Linked DNA regions of Mus musculus: region 1 is linked to region 2. Evidence: chromatin loops called from intact Hi-C (ENCODE). Cell type or tissue: gastrocnemius. All regions are shown on one strand. Each heading gives the region's core, and the rest is flanking DNA. Links, peaks and the distances in the headings are about the cores only.

Region 1 (6,459 bases), core at 1,029-6,028, 200 kb before region 2:
GTCTTCAGCTCACAGACCTCTGCCCTGTGTCATTCTGTCACTGTGTCTGGCCCTTATTGATTTACTCAGAGACAAAGCAGGACGATAAAGCCCTGTGGGTGAATTCTGCCCACTACCACAGAAGGGGCAAGTCCAGAAGTGCAGCTTTGCCTTTCCACATAGAGAGTGCTTATGTGCAAATGTGTGTGTGCATGTACGTGTATGCATGTATGTTTGTGTAGGTTTGTGAGCAGGTAGGTGTGATCAGATATGGGTGTGCAGGTATGTGTGTGCATGCAAGTGTGTGCATGTGTGTGCATATGTGTGTACATGCATGTGGGTGTATACGTGTGTGTGTGTGTGTGTGTGTGCGTGCAGGTGGGTGTATACATGCATGTGTGTGTGCAGGTACATGGGTGTGTGCATGCATGTGTATGTGAGTACACAGAGACCCCATTCTCTGCTCCGTGCCATCTGAAGTGATCTTTAGACTCTCTCTGGGAAGGCGTGTATCTGGTCTTCGGTTAGGCTGTCAGTGTGTCCAAGGCACTCTCCACCTCCTCTGGCTGTGCTTGGGTGGTTTCCAGCCTTGCTCTGCCACACACAGGCCCTGGGACACATCCTCCTGCCTGCCTCCTGCATACCATGAGTGAGTGAGCTTTTCCAGGACATTGGTGGGGTTGGGGAGCCTTGGAGGATGTGCCTGTGTGAGTTTGAACTACACGGGTTAAATTAGACTCCAAACACTCAACTGACCAATCAGTGGCTTTCTGTCCAAAAGCCGCAGGCTGCCAGCACACAGAGCTAAAGGAACTAGTAGAGTAATACAGGAATAAAAAATGCTAATATTTACAGAATATGGGCCAATGTCACATCAGCCAGGTCTGCAGTTTTTTGTGGGCAGAAGGGATGTGACCTCTGGACACCCTGCTGAGATGGCCTGAGGCAGAAGGGAAAAGTGACCTCTCTCCAGACCCCCATAGTCTCTGCCAGGCTGGCTGCTGGCCAAATCCCCAGCTGGGGAGCCTGCAGGAGCCACGTGACCCTGGGTAAGCTCCTCCCCTTCTTAGACAAGGCTTAATGACCTTCATCTTCTGGGTTTGGGATTCACCACAGGGTGTGGACATTAGTGGGCTTCCCTGCACCTCCAGGACTGAACCATAGCCAGTAGCAGAAGAGTGAGTAGCCTCACAGGGGCGGCTTTGCGTTCCGGAATGGGTGGGGAAGGAGCCTCAGCCTGTTCCTCATGTGGTCTCGGCACTTAATAAAAGTGCAGGCTCTAGCTATAGGGACTGTGTGGTCCTGTCAGGGGACTCAGCAGACAACAAAGTGATGGCTGAGGCTATGATCCACTACAACTGGGTTCATTCCAACAAGCAATGGGGCCAGGCGGTGTGTGCTGGGGTCGACTGTGATGTCATTGGGCCACCTGGGGTTGTGTTTGCACAGGTGTTTGTGGTGGGTCTGGAAGTTGGAGCCACCAAAATAGGATTGGGCTGCAGGTATCCTGAAAGGAGGGCCCTGCTGGGGTGGCACATACCTGGCCTCAGCAACCCAGGAGGTTGAGGCAGGAGGATTGCAATTTTGAGGTCACCCTGGGCTACATAATGAGACCCTGTCTCAAAATAAAAAAATAGGGATTAGAGGAAGAGCAGGAGCAGGGTGGGGTGGCGCACGCCTTTAATCCCAGTACTCGGGAGGCAGAGGCAGGCGGATTTCTGAGTTCGAGGCCAGCCTGGTCTACAAAGTGAGTTCCAGGACAGCCAGGGCTACACAGAGAAACCCTGTCTCAAAAAAACAAAAAAAACAAAAAAAAACAAAACAAAAAAAAAACAAAAAGGAAGAGGGTGTCTGGAGAGGGGAGGGTTCTGGATAGGAAGGGTGTCTAAAGGGGGGAGGGTTCTGGAAGGGGGGGAGGGTGTCTGGATGGGAAGGGTGTCTAAAGGGGGGAAGGTATCTGGAGGGGGAGGGTGTCAGGAGGGGGGAGGGTGTCTCAAGGAGGAGGGATTCTGGAGGGGGAGGGTGTCTGGAGGGGGAGGGTGTCTGGAGGGGGGAGGGTATCTGGAGGGGGAGGGTTCTGGAGGGGGGAGGGTATCTGGAGGGGGGTTGTCTGGAGGGAGTGGTAGAGGGAAGGGAGGGCCAAGAACAGCAGAAGGCACCACCCAGATGTGCCAGGGTCCTGCCTCAATCAGGCCAAGAGTTTCTGGGAGAGCCCTGAAACCTAGAGATGTTGCTGGTCACTCAGTCACTAAGCCACATCTTTTGGAAGGTCTTGTACCCAAGCCTGGCCATGGTCTCAGCCCCATAGGGACTTCTGCTTGTCTGTCGTTGAGTGGTCCTAATTCTGGACCCCAGTCTTAAGGTGTCGGGGCAAGTGCTCCATCACCGAGCAGTCAGCACCAAAGTAGCCTCAGGGAACAAGAAACAAATACTCACCACAACACGACAACCCCTCTCAACAACAACAACAAAGGAAGAATAAAACCTCCTTACAAAATGAAGCAGGCTGCCTCCATCTCGAGAGAGATGTCCTGATTAGGTGTCAAAACCAAGACATCCCCAGATCTAAACAAAAGCTGATTTATGCAAAATGCAAGCTCATTACAAGTCAGTTAGGACAAGCTTTGGGGACAAACATCCTTTAACCAATTCCACCCCGCCCCTTCCATAGCCCAGGTGCAGTGGGAGGCTCCTGCCTTCCGGGGGGGCCCCACACCCCTGCCCATCTGATGGGTATAGCCAAGGAAAGTGTGGAGAGTCAGTGGGTTTTACATTCAGTTTTTACGGTCCCCAAACTCCATCCATGGATGCCTGATAACCTGACGACATTTTAGCTGAAGAGATTCATATAAACACACTTAAAAAGAAGTAGAGCTCACAGTGGAAGCAACCTCCCCTGGTTAGGTGGTCCTGCAGATCCAAGCCTGGACACACAGTCTCTACAAGAGGTTGACGGAGACTCCGTTTCCTGTCCTGATAGTGCTGGGCAAACAGTTCTGCCCTTTAAAGTGAAGAGAAAAGAGGTACCAAACTGGCAGAGGTGGGAGAACTCGGCACACAGTAGGTGCCTGTCCTGGTTAGGGCTAGTGCATTTCTAAGTCTCCTAAACCTTGGTGATCCCAGAAGGGCTGTAGGTCTGCCACTTAACCACAGTACTTGGAAGGATGAGCGCTTCCTCTGAGTGGCCACCAGAGGGCGAACGTACCTTTCCGACAAAGCCTGGAGGTGCCGACTTCTCTCCACACAGCTACACAGGGACCCTTCTCAGGGGAGCCTGGCCTGGGACCTGCCCTCTAGGGACAGCCACCACTGCTGTGGGTGTTCTTGTTGTGCTTTGGGCAAGAGGCTAATGTGCTAGGACCTTGCCTCCTTATGTGTGATGCTTTCTCTGCAGGCCCAGAGAGCTCATCACTGCTTTCTCCTGTTCTTAGTGTCCTGCTGGGTCACATCAGGGCAAGGAGCCCAGCTTGTGCGATGAGTTATGATTGACAGGGACCGGACCCTTGCTGAATGCTCTGCCCCCTGCCTGAGATGCCCTGTGACCCTATGTAACTGTCTGGGGCTTCTGGAAAAGACTCGCTGTCCGCTTGGCTAAGGCAATAGATACCACCCCCATTCCTTCCCCTACCAACCTCCACAGCACCCCCACCCCCACATGTCACCACCCTCTTGAATCACAGGGCAACTGGGTGACACTGAGACCCAATATGTCAAGGACCAGAGGCAAAGCAGCCACAGAGTGACTGGACACTGGTTCCTCTGTCTAGGAAGTTCTTGAGCTGATATCCAAGCAGTGGTTCCTGATTTCCTCTCAGCTCACTGCAGAGCCCTCCCCAGAGACCCTAACCCACTGGCCCTCAGCTTCTCTCCTCGCCTCTGACAGAGCAAACGACCTTTCTTATTCTCAGTCAGACCTGTTTCTGGAAGTCGCAATGCAGTTAGACAGGATCACAGGAATTTTAGTGGGATGTTTAAGTGTGTTGTCCTTCCTTCAGGAGCCCCCTACTCACTCTACAGAGTGAGTTTCAGGACAGCCAAGGCTACACAGAGAAACCCTGTCTCGAAAAACCAAAAAAAAAAAAAAAAAAAAAAAAAAAAAAAAATCACCAGGGGCTGGCAAGATGGCTCAGTGAGTAAGGGCGCTTGCAGCCAAGCTGGATACTCTGAGTTCAATCCCCAGGACCCACAAACTGAAAGGAGAAACATCAGCTCCCACAAATTGTCCTCTGACCCCCACAAGCATGCCATGGAGCTCACAAGCGTGTGTGTGTGTGTGTGTGTGTGTGTGTGTGTGTGATAAAGAATTCACCAGAACCAATAAGCAGTCAGTGGTGCTGTGTTGCTGGTGGCGGCTGGTGGCTGCTGGTGGCATTCCTTCTCCCTGTTTCCGCCCTCCCTCCCCTACACAGCCCATATTCTCAGAGGTCTCCATCCATCTACTTGGATTTGATGCCTGGCATTAACCTCACCCCGGGGAGCTTTTAATTGAATCAGGCAGAGTCCCTCTGAAGATCACAGCAGCACACATGAAGGCTCTGGCTGCCTGCGGCTCCTCTTTAGCTCCGGAGTGAAACCTTGTTTCCCCAATGAGCTGCCTCTGAAGAGAAGAAGAGGGACGTTAACAAAGATTTACTGCCTTCCTCAAGTTCAGACTCCTAAGTGAACACGGCAGTGAGTGCTCCGTGGGTACTCTGGGTACTCTGTAGCTGGTACTGTGAGAAAAATGACTCCCACCAGGATGGTGGACGTGGGGGACATGCCCATACTCACAGCATTCAGGAGGATAAGGCAGGAGGAGCCTGAGTCCCAGGCCAGCCTCGGCTACTAGGGAGCACCGTCGCAGGAACAAACAAACAAACAAATCAATAAAAAGAAGGGGCCTCGTGAAAATGCAGATCTGGATTTTATAGTTAACAATAGCCTCAAGGGATTTTGCCTTGTTTGAAATGTGCAAGAATAACATTAAGAAAGGTTTAGAACATTTTTGTAAATTATGACATGGTTTAAGCCATGTGTTAAGTCTTAAGCATAAACGTGGAGAGAATCCATTCTCCGTGACCACACGCTAGCATCCTCCAAACCCCTCCATTCCTCTCCAGCCTGATTGGCTCTCCTGGTGTTACAGCTTAGCTCCAGATGGGAAGCATTTTTTCATTGCTATAATAAAACACCTGAGGCTGAGCCCTTTAAAGAGAAAAGGGGTTGGGGTGGTGCCTGGTGAGATGACTCGGTGGTAAAGATGCTTCCCACTGGACCCAAGTTCAGTCTCCAGGATCCACGTGATGAAGAAAACTGACTCCTGCAAGTTGTCCTCTGACCATCACATGTGTTCCATGGCACATGTTCATGTGTGTACACGTATATGTATGTGTCTATGTATATGAAGTATATGTATATGTATACACAGGGTGGGGAAGGAAATAGACCTGGAATGATCTTTGAAACCTCAAAGCCCACTCGCAGTGACACACATGTTCCCACAGCATTGACCACGCCGTGTGCCTGCAGTGGGGCCCCAGAGCACAGGGACCAGGCTGGGTGGGGGTGGGGGACAGAGAGCTGGTGAGGCAGCTGTCCCAGCTTCCTGTTGCCCCGAGAAAGGTTGTCACAACTGTAACCCAACTTCAGGAGGGAGAAGAGGAGGAAGGGGAGGAGCGAGAGAGAAGAAAGGGAAGGAGGAAAGGGAACAGAGAGAGGATGAGAAAGGGAAGGAAAAGGGGTAGGGAAAAGGAAGGGGAAGAAAGAGGGGAGGAGGGGGCTGGTGAGATGGCTCAGTGGTTAAGAGTGCCGACTGTTCTTCCAAAGGTCCTAAGTTCAAATCCCAGTAACCACATGGTGGCTCACAACCATCCATAACAAAAATCTGATGCCCTCTTCTGGTGTGTCTGAAGACAGCTACAGTGTGCTTACATATAATAAATAAATAAATAAATAAATAAATATTTTTTAAAAAAAAAGAGGGGAGAAAAAAACGGGAGGAGGAGGGAGGAGAGGAGGAAGGGGAGGAGAAAGGGGAAGAAGGGAGGGGGAAAGAAAGGGGAGGAGGACAGAGGTAGGGGAGGAGGACAGAGGAAGGGGAGGAGGGAAGGTATGGGAGCCAATGTAGCCCTGAGTGACTATGCATTGTTGACACAGGCAAGGCCATGCCACCAACCAAGGCCTTGTGTCCAGTGGGACACTGGCACCCCTGGGTCAGGCTTGGGAAAAGCCAAGCTCTCCCTTGGTCCTAGAATCAGTGTTTATGAATATTAAAGAGTCTTAGAGTTCAGCTATTGTGAATAGACACCATGACCACAGCAACTCTTATGAAGGCAAACGTTTCATTGGAGCTGGCTTACAGATTCAGAGGTTTAGTCTATTATCATCATAGCAGGAAGCATGGCAGCATCCAGGCAGACATGGTGCTGGAGAAGGAGCTGAGAGTTCTGCATCTTGATTCAAAGGCAACCAGGAGAGATTGCGGTCCTCGGGCAGCTAGGA
Region 2 (6,459 bases), core at 867-5,866:
CTATGCCTGCCCTGGTTTTATATAAACCCAGGAAGAGGGAGGGGTTTGCATGTGAACATACCATGGGCTTCTGTGCTGCAAATTTTATGTCAACTTGCCACAGGCTAGAGTCATCTGAGGGTAGGATACCTCAATTAAGAGCGGTTAAGAGCACTGACTGCTCTTCCAGAGGTCCTGAGTTCAATTCCCAGCAACCCCATGGTGGCTGACAAACATCTGTAATGGGGTCTGATGCCCTTTTCTGGTGTGTCTGAAGAGAGCAATGGTGTATTCATATACATGAAATAAATAAATCCTATTTTTTAAAAATGCCTCCATATGATAGGACTGTAGGTAATCCTGTAGTGCATTTTCTTAATTAGTGATTGATGGGGGTGGGCCCCACCCATTGTGGGTGGTGCCTTCTCCATTGGTGGTCCTAGGTTCTATAAGAAAGCAGTCTGAGCAAGCCATGATGAACAGGCCAGTAAGCAGCACCCCTCCGCGGCCTTTCCATCAGACTCCTGCCTCCAGGTTCCTGCCCTGTTTGAATTCTTGCCCTGACTTCCTTCAATGATGGACTGCTATGTGTAAACCAAATGAACCCTTTCCGCTCCAATTTGTTTCTTGGTCATGGTGTTTCATTCGTAGCAGCAATGAAAACACAAATTAAGACGTCTTCCTTGATCCGTAACTGATCTGCATGTTCCCCCTCCTCCCTCTCCAGTGCTCCGTATCCTAATGGACCTGGACAGCCAATGGGTCTGAAGCGCACCTGTGGAGCCAGTGCATTAAGGGCTTTCCTTGTCCTCTACTGCCACCTGCTGGTAGTTTTCAGAGTTACAACATGGGACAGGTCAGGCTGCTTGTAAATAGCCAGATTCCATACACCGCTTTAAAAGTAGTAGGAGCTGTTTTATTGCTTGTTTCTGTTTTTAAGAGAGCATCTCGTGTAGTCCAGTTGGGCCCAAAACTCACTACATAAGGGAGGCAGAGGCAGGCGGACTTCTGAGTTCGAGGCCAGCCTGGTCTACAAAGTGAGTTCCAGGACAGCCAGGGCTATACAGAGAAACCCTGTCTCGAAAAACCAAAAAAAAAAAAAAAAAAAAAACACCTTGGACTTCCGATCTTCCTGCCTCTACCTCCCTTGTGTGCACCGCACCCAACTCTTGGCAGCTCTTTGTTTTTGTGCCCTGCTGGAGGCTGGGGAAAGTCTGGCCACCACTCACAAGCATACCACTTCCTCAGTTGGCTTTCTTTCTAACAGGCTGGGCCCACTTCCATTTAGAAGTCCGCCCCAAACTAGGGCCTGTGCGAGCTTTACCCAGCTCTGAGAGACCTGAGACATCTCTTCCATGATCACCTCTGGAAGCTGATTTTCACCTCCTTACAAAAGACACTACCAACCTGCCCGCCCTGCCCCTCCTAACCCCATTGTCTTTCCCCTTACTTGCTCTTTCCTACCTGTTACCACAGCAGAACGTGAGCCCCCACCCTCTCTGCACCTACTGACCGTCACTCTCCCACTTGAGGGTAGGGTTTATCAAGTGTCCCTTTCTAGCCAAGTATGACTGTACAGGCCTACAATCCTAGCATGGGACAAGTAGAAGATGAGGATTTTAAGTCTGTTTTCAGCTACAAATCAAATTCAAGGCCAACCTGGGCTACACACAGAAGACCCAGTCTCAAAAAACAAACAAACAAACAAAACAAAACAAAAACAAAAACAGGGGCCTGGAGACATGGTGCAGGAGTTATGATCGCCAGTTGCTCTTTCAAAGGACCTGGGTTCGGTTCCCAGTACCCACGTGGTGGCTCACAACCATCTGTAACTCTAGTTCCAGAAGACCCAGTACTTTCTTCTGGTCTCTGCTGGCACTGGGTACAAACATGGTACACAGATATACATGCAAGCAAAACACTCATGCCCATAAAGTAAAATAAATAAGAAATAAATAAAACATATCTTTGAGCTTGAATATAGGTTGTACAGTTCAATGGTAGAGCACATGCCTAACACATAGTAGGGCCTAGGTTAAATTTCTCCCTCCAAGTGCTGGGATTAAGGGTGGAAAGTGTGTTGTTTTATTTTTTTTTTTTTAAAGAGACATAAACAGTATTTGAGGGGACCTAATGACAAAAATTTCCTAGTGACCCAGCACCCCCTGCTGGTGGGTGAAGCACAGCCAAGACTCCACTTTCCATGCCGCCAACCTAACCACAACCACTGCCTGTCAATCACAAGGCCTAGGACCCCTCCTTCCTCTAAAAACAAGGACAAGCCACTTTCGCTGGGCATGGTGGTGCACTTCTTTAATCACAGCACCCTAGAGGCAGAGGCAGATGGAGCTCTGGGTTTCTGGCCAGCATAGACTAACTGGCAAGTTCTAGGCCAGCTAGGGCTTATATAATGAGACCCTGCCTCAAAAAAAAAAAAAAAAAAAAAAAAAAAAAGTCTCAATGAAACCCATTGTTTGGCATACTAGCCAAAAAGCAATCTTTAATTTAAAGGACCAGCTGGAACCAGCTGAAAGTCAGAGCATCAGGCCAAGATGAGCAGGGTGGGCCACTGGGCACAAGTCGATGCTTGAGAAGTGATGGGGTATACCCTGGGCATGTTGGCATGAGATGAAGACACAGTAAGCAGATCCCTGCCAGCTCTCCACCTGATACCCTGATTCTGGACACTCCTACACTTCCGGTCACAGCTGCTGCCTGCCTGGTTCCCTCAGAAACCACCTCAATAAATGAGAAAGGAGATACAAAGTCCCTTAGACGGCCCAATGCCACCCTGAACCTGCCAATCTTCTTGGGCAGGAATTGTCCCCTTGGCAGCCACCTCAGACATGTGTCTCTCACATTTCCCAGTCCCGTGCCATGCCTGGGGGTGGCTTAGTGGTTCTGACGCCTAAAGAAAGCATTTGCCACCATCCCCTCTGCTCCTGGCGACAGCAGGCTTCATTTCTGCAGTCTTAAGATGACAAGAGAGGCTGGTGCCAAGGGATGTAAAAGCTGCTGTCACCCGCTGCTGTCACCCTCGGGTGCCAGCTTTCCTTGACAGTGAATGAAGTGACTGGCAGTGGCAGGTGGAGACCCTCAGACCTAGTGACCCAAGCAAGAGCCTGGGGAGACCCCGTGCATAAAAGTGGCAATCACCAGGAGAATTGGGGAGTATGGAAACCCCAAGGACAACAATTGTGCTCCCAGAGACTGGGGATAAAAAAAATGGGAGTAAATTGAAACCCAATTTGGGGGCTTGAAGCAGCTGGAACTCTGCTCCCATGATGTCTTTTGTCTGTGTGTCTCACATTTGTAGTCTCATTCTTCTCTGGAGAACTGAGAGGGGCAACATTTGTTTCTTTGCTTGTTTGTTTCTTTGTTTGGTTTTTAGTAAGGCCTGCCTAGGCTGGCCTGGAGCCCTCTACCCTCCTGCCTCAGCCAGGGCCTCCCGGTGTTGGAATCACAATTGGGCACAGCAAACCAGCTATTGTTGGGGGGGGGGGCTGTTTGTTTGTCTGTTTTAGATAGGGTTTCACGGTGTAGCCCCTGCCACCCTGGGACTCACTATGTTGCTCCGGCTGCCTACGTAGATCCTCAGGCCTCTGCCTGAGTACTGAGATCAAAGGCGTGCACCACCACACCTGGCTGTGTATGCACACGTGTGAGCATGTGCATGCTACACCTGTGTTAAAGTCGGAACACAGCTTTCTACAGTTAGTTCTCCCCTTCTGTCACCTGTGTCCTGGAGACTGAGCTCAAGGGGCCAGGTCTGGAAACAAGCACCTTGCCTTAGTTAGGGTTCCTATTGCTGTGGCAAGAACACCATGACCAAACACAAGTTATTCGGCTCACACTTCCACATCAGTGTTCATCCCCAAAGGAAGTCAGGCAGGAACGCACACAGAGAAGGAAGCTAGAGGCAGGCGCTGATGCAGAGGCCATGGAGGGATGCTGTTTACTGGCTTGTTCCCCATGGCTTGCGCAGCCTGCTCTCTTATAGAACCCAGGACCACCAGCCTAGGGATGGAGCCAACCACAGTGAACTGGGCCCTTCCCTAGCAATCACTAATTGAGAAAATGCCTTACAGCTGGAGCTCATGGAGGTCCTCCCTCAACTGAGGCTCCTTTCTCTCTGATGACTCTAGCTTGTGTCAAGTTGACACCCAAAAGCAGCCAGTACACCACCTTTACCTGCTGAGCCATCTCAGCCGCCCCCTTTAGATATTTTTCTTTTGAGACAGGGTCTCACTACTTGACCAGACTGGCCTTGAACCCACTGGGTAGACCAGGCAGCCTCTGAACTTGTGGTCTTCCCTTGGCCTTGGCCTTGGCCTTGGCCTTGGCCTCTACTGTGGATTTTTAATACTTTTCATCTTTGACATCTTTGGACCTTGCAGACTCAGAGCGGTGTTAGCCAGGCTGGGCAAACAGAAATCAACTCATTGAGAGCTGGTTTTTCTCCAGGAAAACCACCCTAGAGCCCACACAACAACCACATCTTTGTGGGTCCCCATTATACATCTCCCTAAAGTCACCGTCACTCCAGAGTCACCAGGCAGCTACTATGAGCCCCATACCCCAGAGTCACCATGTAGGTAGGGTAGGTCAGCTCCCACACCCCAAGTCTACTAGGTAGGTGGGGTCAACCCTATATCCCAGGTCCACGAGGTAGATAGGGTCAACCCCCCCCACCCAGATCCACTAGGTAGGTAGCATCCATGCCTACACCCAGAACCCACTGAAGTTGTTCAAACTACCCAGTTCTGGGCCTCCCCATGGAGGCTGTTCTAAAGGTCCATGATTTCCACTTGCTGGCTCAGCCTCCTGGCCTCAGCAATCACCTGCAGCATCTCCCAGGCAGGACAAGGTTATCCTCCTGAGAGCTGAGGTACTAGCAGCCATCTTTCAGCAGTAGCCTCATAATCAAATTCTTTTTCCTCTGGCTACGATAACATAACCCAACAAAAGCGACTCAGTGGAGGGAGGGTTTGTGCTGGCTTTCAGGTGGAGGAATTCGTCCACAGTTGCAGGGCAGCCAAGGCGGCAGGAGCTTGGTGAAGCACCACGTGGAGTCTGTGATCAGGCACAGACTGTGAAGAAAGCACAAGGCACTACTCCCAGCACTTGGGAGGCAGAGGCAGGTGGATCTCTGAGTTCTCTGAGTTCGAGGCCAGCCTGGTCTACTGAGTGAGTTCCAGGACAGCCAGGGCTACACAGAGAAACCCTGTCTTGGGGGAAAAAAAAAAAAGGTGGGGGAGTGGGAATTATAAAATTATAAGAACAAAATTTGAGTCCCACCAAGGGCCTTGGAGAGAGCTAGGGCGGGTGAGAGGCCAGAAGCTTAAGCACTTTCACATCTTAGAGACTCAGCCTCCACCAGTGCAGGAGGAACCACAGCCACCACCACCTCTATGTAAATGCCAGGGCTACACAGCTGCAAAAGCATCTCCTGCAGGAGGACCTAATTGAGGACCGTCTGAGAGACCGAGGATTGCTGACGCAGACAATGCCAGCCAATCGGGAACTGCTGTTTAGAAGAGATGCTTTCTTGGGACCAATGGGGAGCAGGAGGAGGGTATTAAAGGAGCTTGCAGCAGTGCTCCGATGAGCTTGCTGCAGCGTTTCTTACCTGCTCCTGGAGTCTGTGTCTTTGACTCTCCTCCGCCACCTCACCTCCAAACCCCAAGGGCAGGTAGGGATAGATTCGGAGTGGTCCAGGGCACAGGCAATACACCAGGGCATGTTTGCAATGTATTGTGATGGAGAAAGTACTGAATGTGGGTCACCTCTGGGTCCTGTCTACAGTCAGGTTAGAAGTGACTGTCTTTTGACCCTAGAGTGGCTTGACCTTTAAAAAGCAGAGGATACAGGGCCAGTCCATAACAAGTTGCAGATATTGCTGGGGCTCCCTCTCCCCCACCAACTCTGTCTCAGGAGCATTGAATGAATCTGGCTTTAATTACCACCAACCCCAAGTGTGCTCTGCCTAACTGGATACCCACAAATTATGTTCATAGCTTGACAGAACCATAGAAGTGGGTGGTTCTCACCAGTGTCTGCGTACTTCATAAAGAGATGCTCTTCTATTAATGGCCTTGGGGACCAAAAGAAGACATTTCTGGAACTCATAGGGGTTCCTAGGTTCATAAAGGTATCACCATCCATGTGTCCTCTGGAGATTTTTTTCTCGAGACAGGGTCTAATGTCAACCAAGATGACCTTGAACTTACTATATAGACGAGTGATTCTGAACTTCTGATCCTCTGACCTCCATCTCCCAAGTGCTGGAATTGCAGGCCTGTGCCACTGTGCCTAGCTTTCTGTGGTACTGGAATGGAACTCAAGACCTTGTGCACGCTAAGCAAGCAAGCACACCACCAACTGAGTTACATCCCCAGCCCCTCTCCTGTATATACTAATTACATAAACCATGACTGAGACTTTAGATATCATGTAGTCATTTACAGGCCGGAGGTAGAT

Evidence for each region. A loop is a pair of places that touch in the nucleus more often than their neighbours do. Peaks named below come from ENCODE experiments on the same cell type or tissue, not always from the same donor. Only the 100,000 strongest peaks of a DNase experiment are listed, where the experiment ranks them.
Region 1: it touches region 2 in a loop (7-fold over the local background); 39 of 42 quality-filtered maps call a loop at or near these places.

What each region holds. Positions count from the first base shown.
Region 1 is chr2:168,442,341-168,448,799 of GRCm38, reverse strand. Gm33413 (a long non-coding RNA gene) reads right to left here. Exons shown (of 4, transcript XR_867021.1): 4 at 6,395-6,459. Among named protein-coding and RNA genes, the nearest start is that of Gm33413, 6.1 kb to the right of the region's middle. In gastrocnemius, for the core only: a CTCF peak has its summit at 3,171 (motif pointing right); a DNase peak (open chromatin) is centred at 3,204.
Region 2 is chr2:168,244,786-168,251,244 of GRCm38, reverse strand. No RefSeq gene overlaps it. Among named protein-coding and RNA genes, the nearest start is that of Mocs3, 17 kb to the right of the region's middle. In gastrocnemius, for the core only: a CTCF peak has its summit at 2,158 (motif pointing left); DNase peaks (open chromatin) are centred at 1,262, 2,271, 2,749 and 3,481.